2 separate regions of the Homo sapiens genome follow, and region 1 is linked to region 2. The links are chromatin loops, found by intact Hi-C in ENCODE. Cell type or tissue: prostate gland. All regions are shown on one strand. Links, peaks and the distances in the headings refer to the core of each region. The heading gives the core; the rest is flanking DNA. Region 1 overlaps TSHZ3 (teashirt zinc finger homeobox 3). Region 2 has its middle 58 kb from the start of TSHZ3-AS1.

The links. Hi-C counts contacts between places; a loop is a spot of excess contacts. Peaks named below come from ENCODE experiments on the same cell type or tissue, not always from the same donor. Only the 100,000 strongest peaks of a DNase experiment are listed, where the experiment ranks them.
Region 1: a loop joins it to region 2, with 2.7 times the contacts of the local background. A loop is called at or near these places in 2 of 110 quality-filtered maps.

What each region holds. Positions count from the first base shown.
Region 1 is chr19:31,328,297-31,333,670 of GRCh38, forward strand. The region is part of intron 1 of TSHZ3 (teashirt zinc finger homeobox 3); the gene reads right to left. It overlaps TSHZ3-AS1 (TSHZ3 antisense RNA 1), which reads left to right. Exons shown (of 3, transcript XR_002958388.2): 1 at 1-5,374. Among named protein-coding and RNA genes, the nearest start is that of TSHZ3-AS1, 9.2 kb to the left of the region's middle. In prostate gland, for the core only: no CTCF peak of the experiment used is centred there; DNase peaks (open chromatin) are centred at 2,655 and 3,478; H3K27ac peaks cover 2,485 bases.
Region 2 is chr19:31,261,568-31,266,941 of GRCh38, forward strand. It overlaps a transcript of TSHZ3 not described here. Among named protein-coding and RNA genes, the nearest start is that of TSHZ3-AS1, 58 kb to the right of the region's middle. In prostate gland, for the core only: no CTCF peak of the experiment used is centred there; a DNase peak (open chromatin) is centred at 2,974.

The sequences.
Region 1 (5,374 bases), core at 75-5,074, 67 kb after region 2:
TTCTCTGAGTGTGAGCCTTGAAAAGCCTTGGGTGTGTGCATATAGCATCAGCTATAAAACAGCGGGGACTGCGGGCCACGTTGGCACCTCTCCCACACCAGGGATGGGCTCTGGAAGGCCAGCCCAGGCTGACAAATGGCAGCAGGACTGACTTGCTTCAGTGGACTGGCCCCTGCTGATGGAGCCCAACCTTCCTGCAGGCCATTCACCTCCCAGCTGAGCCATCCATGTTTCAAAGCTTGTTTGCAGCATTAGCTGGTACCAAAACAGAAGTTCTGAGAACATCTTATTCAAGGAATGGCGGGTTAAATCTTAACAGGTCTATTTTTCTTTAGTAGAGAGTGTCTCTCTCCTTTCATATCCAATAACAAATAAGAAGAGAGAAACTGTGAGGTGTTTTCTTCTTTAGGTAAGGGTCAGGCCTAGATGGTATATAAACTCCAAACAGATTATATTTTAAGTTGGTGACAATTAATTACAATACCGTATACATACTGCAGATAACACAATTTAAGATTAAAGAATTATCTGGAGCCATAGTAATGGGAGATGACTTTGAAGAGGCAGCCTTCCAGATAAGCCATGTCACATATCTGCATATCCTTTCAAACATCTTTGTCACCTAAGCGGGAGTGGCTCCCAATCACTGTTCACCAATCTCACTTGCGGAAGAGTTGGTAGTCAACTTCCTGTACAGGGGCCGTGTGAGCTCCTGGATGTCTACCTTAAACTTCAAAGAGCCACATTTACAGAAAATGAAATGCTCACATTTCATCATTAAATTACACTAGGCTCCCAATCTTCATGCGGCACATGTATTGCACTGAAAACGGATATTTGTTATTAATGACAAAGATATGGAAAATGTGAAGTTGAAATAAGCTACCCAAACTTAAGAGAAAGAAATGTTACAGGAACTGCTTTGTCAACCCTAATTGTGTAATTACTTCTTGGCTTGGTCACCCAAGCTCCGAGCAAGAAATAAGAGACAATGGTAATTTCTTACTACTGAAATGAAGGTGTCACGCTGCCTTGTGCATTCTGTGTAAGCAGGGCTAAAGTTTACATTTATATCACGTTACCTCCATTACAATCATCCAGGCCACTGCAAGAACTTAGTGGTATAAGGTCAGCCCTGGCAATGGGCACGCTCAAGTTTACTTGCACAAACATTTAATTTAGGCAGAGTGGAGGCATCTCTGCTTTTGGTCATCATCTTACCCCTCACCTCACACCGGTGAAATTGGTGAACTGCTACTGGCAACTTGCAGACTCACAGCAATAAAATAGTGTTTTTAAATGGTGCTAATACAGTGGCTACCAATAAAAATGAACCACTAGATGGCTTTAGATTTTTCACTTCTGAATATCGGAAGATGCATTATTTATGGTGTCAAAGCTAAACCTGGGTACAGCACTTGGGAGTGGGGGTGTTTGTGGAGAGAGAGGCAGGAACACCGCCCTGTGTAACTCCATCCCTTTCTCTCTTCACTCCACAGTTCCCCTTATAGCTCGATAATTAATTACAAGGCCGCATAATTCTATCTTCAGTCCCATCAGCGTTGGGTCAACTAAGAGCAAGGATCACATGCCAAAATTGTTGTGTGTTTTTTTTCCACACCAAGTATGAACCACTCCTCATTCTAATGGAAAAAAGAGCGCAGACACACAACTAGGAAGAGAAAAAAATGAAATTCCATTATAACTGGTTTCCTCAAGCTCCAGCCTAGGATATGAGTAATCATAAAAACTGTAATATCAGCTTTTTTGTTTTCCTTAACACTGGGTTCCTACTTTATTTCCTTTCAAAGAGGGTCAAGATCCTTTTTTTTTTTTTAATTCATAAAAGCTGCTGTGTGATAACCAAAAGGTTGGTTTCTCTCTGTAATAGCTCTGCCTTCCGTGATACTTTTAAATTTGGGGGCAAAAATAAAACTCGCTAAACTCTCAACAGCTGCCCTGAGTGAACTTGAAGCCCCTCACCTGCCTGGCCCTCAGGCCTTCTGGAAACATCTAACGCCTAGCAGGGGTGGAGCAGTGAGCTGACCGGCAGGCATGGACCAGGAGCTGCTAGCACAGGCCTCGGGAGGTGGCCTCCGGGCTGCTTGGCCGTACCTTGAGGACTGGCCTGACGGCTCCCAATGCCCGAGCTCCCATGTGAAGTGCAGGGAGGAGCAGGTCAGTGGCCACAGCAGCCTGGCCTGGCCTGGGTCACACCCTCGGTCAGCATCGCCCCAATGTCACTCTCTAGTTCTGTTTTCTCCTCCCTACCCACTCCCACCTTAACCAGCCACAGGGAATGGCGGGGTGCAAAATGGAGGCTGTTGACCTGCTGTGTGATCCACACCTCCCTCTGGGCTCAAAACATCAATGTGCTTTTAACAAGGAGCCAAGTGCTGTTTAATCCTTGGGCGGGGGGAGGAAAGTCCAGAACACCTATGGGTCATGAAGCAGCCCACGCTGAGAAGGCGACCCCAGACCCCAGACGGAGGTGTCAGGAGCTTGTTTTCCCAGCACTTCCTGTTGGCAGGGTCACAGCTCTACCGAGAGAAGGTGGGCCGTACCCCAGGGCACAGGAATCAGCATTGACATGCCCAAAAACTGACATGCATGCTTGTCCCCCACAGGCACGGGCATGTCCCCAGTCACCATGGTGGCAGAAGGACAATGGGAAACGCAGGGCCTGCCAGGCAAATTCTAGCAAAGACGGGCTTCCTAAAATCTCCCTTCTACATGAGAGCTGCCCAACCCAACGGCAGAGTTATGACTCACCGAAAGGGATACCCCCTCCTTCCCTCTAAGGACTGAAGGAGGGAAACGGCGCATGTAACCCTGGCCTAAGAGAGACCCCCGGGCTGAACCAAAGCATCAGAGATTCAGAGGGCACGCGGGGAATGTGGACAGAGCGACACCAGGCCTTCCTGAGCTCACCTGTACCAGAGCCTCAGGAAACATGTCTGTAAAACCGCTCTCATAGTAAGCACTTTATTATCTACTTTTGGCGCAGTGATGAGTTAAAGGGGCATTAATTTTCTTTCATAGCCTGGAATAGCTTATTTATCATTTTTTTTGTCTTTGTCACTGATATTTCAGATCTGCTGCGAATTGCTGTTTTTTTGTTTTGTTCTGTTTTGTTACTGTTGTTTAATTAATCTGCACTCATACAACCACCAAAACAATCACGGTCCTACTGGTACCAGCAGATGTGGCCGAAATGTGCCCTGAAACTTCCCAACTGCAGCTCGACCCTGCTTGCAGTGCTGTGTCATAACGAAGGGAAGTCAACTCAAGATGCATTTTCTGGAAATGCCATGGACGCACAGAGAGAAGAAACTACAAATAGTGTTGCAAGGAAGGAGGCCAGCGGCTGCATTCACTGTGTCACTGCGGCCAAGGTTTCTGGGTACCTTATGTTCACCACCTGCCACCTACTGTGGTGTCAGAGCTGTCTGGTCCAGCCGGGACAGTCAATTGATTTTCACAGAACGTCCATTTTATGTTTCCACACCAGAGCACGCTGCACCTTCGTAAGGAGGGGTGGCTGCTTCTAAGGGCAGAGCGGCTGGGCCCCAGCCAAGCCTGCCTCCCTGACTGCAGAAGATGTCACCTCCCCCGGGCACTTTCTTCTGGGCAGGGGCAAGGAGGAGGAAGGGAGAGGAGGTACGTGAAGAAGATGTCCCCCATAAAACCAAGGGTGTTCCCTTCTCAACCTCTCCCTTTTCCCCCTCTAACTGAGTCTCCAAAAAATGCATGTTTCCATTCACAAAAAGTATGCAGAATCACTGATGGGAGCAAAAGAAGACCCTTTTTCCTATTACAGGCAAAACCTAGGCTGATTCTCTTGCTTCCTTCAGCTGTCAATGAGGTGGTGTGTTCCCGGCCTCCTGACAATATAATCATCATAAACTTTATTATTACATCTGGAATTTCATGATATGTTTAGTAATTGATTACAGAGACACAACCCAGAATGCGGCTCCCACTCGCTCTGCCACGATTCCAGTAACCTAACTGCTTAATACCCCTGGAATGTATAAACAGTGTTAACTGCTGCATTCCCCACACTGCCATGGCAGAAGGGAACCACGGAGCTGGTGGGGCTCTGAAAGCTCAAGGCCATTTTCACTTACTGAATATAATGTCATGGGATAGAAACTGAGATCACATTTTTTGGAGCCACGATGACCGACGACCCCTCATCAGATGTGATTGGGGCACAAATCCACTAAAATTATCAGCTGTATTGGGGAACGGAGATGTGCCATGAAGTTTGCACAGGGCCATCACCCATCCCTACTTAGTCTCAGTTTGGTGGGGACTCCAGTTTAGGGGACTGTGATTACTGGGGTTCTTCAAAAAAGCTGCACAACTCGCTATTTCTAATTTTATGAACACCGTGATATGAATGCAATGCAAAGCAGAGAAAAAGCCATATTGGGTCAGGCCTGCAATTACAGTGGCTAGTGCACTTACTATCTCATAGGAATAAAGGCAAAAAACAAAAACAAAACAAAACAAAACAGGGGTAGGCCAGGCACATGGCTCACACCTGTAATCCCAGCACTTTTGGAGACCGAGGAGGGTAGACTGCTTGAGCCCAGGAGTTCGAGACCAGCCTAGGCAACATGGCAAAACCCCATCCTACAAAAAATAGAAAAATTACTCAGGCATGATGGTGTGTGCCTGTGGTCCCAGCTACTCAGGAGGCTGAGGTGGGAGGACTGTCTGAGCCCAAGGAGGTCGAGGCTGCAGTGAGCCATGATCATGCCACTGCACTCCAGCCTGGGTGACAAGGGAGATCCTGTCTCACAATAAATAAATAAATAAATAAATAAATAAATAAATAAATAAATAAATCCAGGGGTGAAGGCCACACTCAAAGTGTCTGGGAGTTGGGGCCTCAGAGAGATCTACATGAACAGGGCATTTGTTCCCTCCCACTCCCACCAAGGGAGGGCGAAGAGCAATGCAGCTGCCCTCCCTAACACTACTCCAACTCAGGAGGTTATGACCAAGGACATGCGAGCCCCTCTCTGGGTGAAAATCAGCTCCATTCCCCCTGCAGAAACGCTCCCACTCAGCTCTTGTGCCTACACTCTCCCTCCTGTAACAAGTCAATTTACAAAAACCAGACCCATCTCAGCAAGGGGACCTGGATCGGCCCTTTTCACCCGCATATCATCTTGAACCCAAACAGTCCCTTGAACCAGCAAATCCTCAGCCAACCCCGTGGCATGCAGAGTGTGTTATCTCTCCAGGCAGATCCACTTTATAAACCACCAAAGAAGCCCCATGGAAGGTTCTGCTTGCAACAAAAAAAACAAACATGCTGATGTCACTCCAACCTGAGCTCTTGGGCCCCAGTGATGGGGCC
Region 2 (5,374 bases), core at 141-5,140:
TTCTTGCATTTTCAGTAGCATACTCCAAGTGTTCTCCATCTCAAAGTTTCTATAGATAGTGCGACTACTTTCACTCTGACCGTTGCCAAAATGTAGAAATTCATCGTTGACTGCAGCCACATATACGTTACAAGTGGAGCTGGGACTCGGGTTTCCTGCTTACAGAAACCGGGGGAGAGGTCTGAATTTTCTCTGTGTTCTTGTTCTATCACCTCTTGTCCTCCAAAAGTACTCTGTGGTTTCTCTCTCAAGGCACGTGCAGAGATAAATTTCATAGAGAGATGTTAAGCCATCAGTCACGGCTGAGTTTGTATATGAAGTCGGAACCCTCCCTGTCTGCGAGCCCAGCCCCCTCCACCCCAATGATTCTCCTATGGTGGCAAACTTATTTCAAAAATTCTGATGAAACACTTTGTAAATTTTGTTATTCTGTGATGATAATAAATCATTATAGCCTTAAACACTTCTCTAGCTTGGAGCCTCAGTCACAAATTATCTTGTCATTCTGACCAAAACATTCTCCAAAAAAGCTTGACAAGTGCTAAAACCCAGAACATGAAACCATGTGTTGTTGTGAAAGCAAGATTCAGAAATGTCAATTAATTAGATTAAGAGGCTACTTTTAGCTTTACCCGTGTTGCCAAATAACCCTTAAAATATGCATAGCAGTGGAAATCTACCTCCGCGGTACAGTACTTCAGTGCTGAGGGAAGACAATGGCTCGGACTAATGGACAAAATTGTTGTATCTGTCAGTCAGCTGCAAAGAATGATCTAGAAGCAAATGTCTTGCTTCTTTTTCCACAATGTGATTTCACGAGCTGGGTAAATGCTACCATTTATGAATTCGAAGAGCTCCCCCCTCCCACTCCACCTCTTAAAAATCATACACAGATCAAGAAGAAAAAGTCAAGTCGTTTTCATATGTCTTTACTAGTAAGATAGGTTTTTAATGTCTTTCTGTGCTTTTTTTTAAAAAATTTGCATTTGCATTTTGAAGTTCACTTTGTAAAAAAAATATATACCGTGGAGAAATTATTTAAATGTTTTTTTATCCCTGTTTCTTGAAAATCTTATCTTTAAATAATCTATATCCTCAATTTTATTTATGCCATAAACTGTTCCTATATTTTAATGGTCTGTTTGCTTTAAAAGGGGTTGTTGGTTTTAATAGCTCAGTTGCTATCTTTGTAAACTAAACTCCTTCTGACGAAATTCGAGCAGATCATCTCTGCCTGTGAGTGGAAGGCACATTCCAACCCCTGAAAAGGAAATTTAAGCCAAATAAATGTTCTGCCCAAATTAAAATACATAAAATGAATAGTTAACTCGGACAAGAGCTGATGGACGCAACAGTTGGGCTGCGGACATGTGGGTGTTGAGAGCGCTGACTGCCAGGCAGGACCTCAGGAGAGAAAACCCAGATGAAATTAATTTCCTGTAACCCCCTTTGTCCATTCCTCAGGACTAATTGATGGCAGTGCTGGCACGGACATCTTGGGTGAGCAGAAATGACCAGGGCAGACAGCATCGTGAAGGGTGGTGTGGGTCTCTGCCCTGCCGGGGTCTGAAGATGGCTGGCTCAGAATTGCAGCCTCTGAGCCAGGACTTGGAGGTCCCGGAGGACAGGGACAGGAAACTCTCCTCCAAATTCTCAAGGCCGTTGAACCCACCTTGATTATATTAGAATCCATGTGGATTCTGGCACTAATTTTAGGACAGGTCATTTTCATGGAGGAAGGACAAAGAAATGGCAGGGGGTGGGGAGTGTGGGCACTGGATGAGAATCCTATGAAGCTTTGCAAAGCTGCATGGAGATGTGACAGCAGCCCCTCTCCTCTTGGCATTCATAACCTCGCCACCCGCTGCCCACGGCTGCCCCCCAGCAGCGAGCACGAGGAGCTGCGAAGGCATGAAGGAAAGCTGCCTTCTCCCCAGCTGGAGTGCCCCCGTCCTGCTGGTCAGGGCAAGACGTGCCCTGTGGCAAGTGGGGGACTTATTGGGGGAGGGACTTCCTGCATGGGGCCACTTCCTGCATGATGTCATTTTGTGCGGGGCCAAGAGAGGGGGGACAGTGTGCCCTGCAGCAGGCTTCCAGGTTTCCATGTCTCACAGATCCTGTGGGTCCCCCCCACTCCTCACATCCCCACCCCTCTCAGCCAGTCCCACTGTTTCTAGCTAGCAATGAGGCAATTAATGAGCTGTATAGAGGCCCTAAGTTATCTCTGGAACTAGATGGGTAATAACCACATAAATAAGTAAATAATTAAATAACTAAATAAAATAAAACGGATGAGTGAGGCACCAGAGCTCTAGTCTCCATGGAATGAGTTGTACGGGGTAGCAGAAACAGTGGGGGAGGAGGGGGAGGCCCATAGCTCCAGCCTTGGCTCTGCCACTGACATGAAGTGTGTGACCTTGGGCAAGTCACTCCTCCTTGCTGGGAGCTCTCCCACCCGACCAAAGACCCCATGTAGAATAGGTGCCAATAGGAGTGCAGTGGGGAGATGGGAGCATGAATGGTTTAAATGTAGCAGGAGGCAGGGGTATCCAAATGGCCTCACATTCCTTCATCTTCCCGGTCTGCATCTGGCCAAAACCTTCCTCCTGCAAGCCCTATGATTGTGGGGACATATTCCACCTGTGCACAGGGAAGCCACCCTCAGCCAGTGACAGGCAGGAGGTGGTGGACCATCAGCTGCCTTATCCTGGGGTGGGGCCACTCAAAGATGAGAGTTTCCTGCACAAACCTGCAGAGGTTCCTGGGGACCAAGTACCAGTGGCCTACAGTGGCAGCTTGCTCCTTAATGCATTGGGAATTAGCTTCCTTTTTTTCCCCATCTGCCTCCTCCTCCCTCCTATCTGAACGTTCCAGGCTCCCTTGTCAAATGAACTACCTGCCCTCAAATCCTCACCTCAGTCCCGCCTGTGGGAGAGCCCAGCCTACAAGACAGATAGGGAGGAGCAGGGCCCAGGGCCAGCCAGAGAGCGGATGTCCTGTCTAAAATGGGCGGCTGCTGCCCGGTTCCAGCCACCTGCTGTCATGCAGGAATGTGGCATCCGGAGATGCCAGAAATCTCACTGTTGTATGAAATCTCCCAATCTTCAAAGTTTGGCAATGAATTCAAGTTTTGTGGGTTTTTCTTTTTTTTTTTTTTTAAGCCGTGTGGCTCAAGCCAAACAAATCGGCAGGTCATATTCCATCCATGGGTCACATTTTGCAACCTGTGCCAGGTAAAATATTCATTGCGCAGTTCAGGTGCCAGAGACAGGGCCAGTCAACGAAGGTTCCTCTTTCTAGTAAATTCTGGTCTGCAGCCATAACAGGGTATAGGAAGTCATGATCAAAAGGACCAGCAGTTTTTGGGCAGAGAGGCCCACTCTGACTGTGGGGTAGGGGTCCCCAGCTATACCTTGTGGAGAGAGTGGCCAGGAGGTTCTCAAGGTCAGCATGGCCCACCCTGTACACTTCTGGCCCAAGGAGGAGGAGACACTGCCTGCCCCATTAGGAGAACCTGCTCCCAGTGGGTCACAAAAATCCCATAGCCGGCTGGGTGCAGTGGATCATGCCTGTAATCCTAGCACGTTGGGAGGCTGAGGGAGGTGGATTACCTGAGGTCAGGAGTTCGAGATCAGCCTGGCCAACATGGTGAAACCCCGTCTCTACTAAAAATATGAAAATTAGCCGGGCATGGTGGTCCATGCCTGTAATCCCAGCTACTCAGGAGGCTGAGGCAGGAGAATCACTTGAACCTGGGAGGCGGAGGTTGCAGTGAGCCAAAGTTGCGCCATTGCACTCCAGCCTGGGCAATAAGAACAAAACTCTGTCTCAAAAAAAAAAAAAAAAAAAAAAAGAAAGAAAGAAAGAAAAAGAAAAGAAAAGAAAAGAAAAGAAAATCCCATACCTTGGTTTCTCATCAGGATTCTCCCTATTGTAAATTGAAGTCCTTGAATCAGGGGTGCCACTCCTTGAGGAATTTGAGAAGGTCATACTAGGGCTCATTCCCCCTTTAGCAAACTGAGGCCAGACATTATTCGAGATGCACAGAGAATTACCTACCAGCCCTTTGCATCCCGGACTGGAACCCTAAACATATGGCTTGAACCTGACCTTCAGGCAGAGCCAGGCCTGCTGCTCTGGGCCTGAAAACAGGTGGGAACACACCTACTGTCACTATTGTGAAAGGAAGCCCCTTTCCCCTGAAGGTTGCTGAGCCACACAAGGATGGGTCACCCACAAAGGGAAAAGTGCCTGAGTCCAAGGCAGAGTCAGAGCGAGGTGGGGTGCTGAGAAGGGTGGAGGGGCAGGTTCCTGGTGACATCACTGAGCACCCATGTCCAGTTGGGCCTGAAGCCCCTTATCCTAGACTACAGTCACATGAGCCCAAATCCCTTCCTTTTCTTAAGATCCTGAGCAAATTCCTGCTGACAGCATCTTGACAAGCACCCCTGGCCCCTGAGCCTGGAGAGGAACAGGTGTCCTGTGAGTTACAGGTTCTGCAGGGCAGTGGAGAGCAGTGTTTGTTAACTGGGATCCACCACAAAGGCCTAGAGGTGGACCTCAGGGAGCCCATGTCCCCCTACACTTAAGCATCTTAAGCAACACTTAAGTGGTGCTTGCATCCACTTTCTCCTGAGGAGAGAGACTGTATCTCTCAAAGGGCCTGCAACCCCTAAAAGGTCAAGAAACTGGTATACCCAGCCTCATCAACATAACAAGACCCCGTTTCTACCAAAAAATAAAAGGATTAGCTGAGTATGGTGGTGCATGGCTGTGGTCCCAGCTACTAGGGAGGGTGAGGCAGGAGGATGACTTGAGCCCAGGAGTTCAAGGCTGCAGTAAGCTATGATTGCACCACTTGAAGTCCTTGAATCAGGGGCGCCACTCCCTGAGGAATCTGAGAAGTTCACACTGGGGCTTATTCCCCCTTTGGCAAATTGAGGCCAGAAATTATTCAAGATGCACAAAGATTCACCTACGAGCCCATTAACACGACCCTTTTCATCCCAGACCATAACCCTAAACACACGACTTGAACCTGACCTTCAGGCAGAGCCAGGAAGGCAAGAGAGCAACACCCTGTCTCCAAAAAGAAAAAAAGTTGTGGTATAAAGTTCTAATAAATCCCCATCTGAGACACACGGGAATAGAATAAAATGCATTTATCTCTAAAATGGTAATGGTGATATTTTGCTTTGGACGATTCAGAAGGCACTCCCTAGGATGTGACAAGTGACACCATGAGCCTCACCATCTCAAAGCAGGGCCAGAGGGACATCTAGGGACCAAGCCCCTGTGGTTTCCGCCAAGGAGAGGGCCAGCCCTCCAAAGCCCTCCCCTCTCTGCAAGCTCAAGTGGCATCCATCCTTCACAG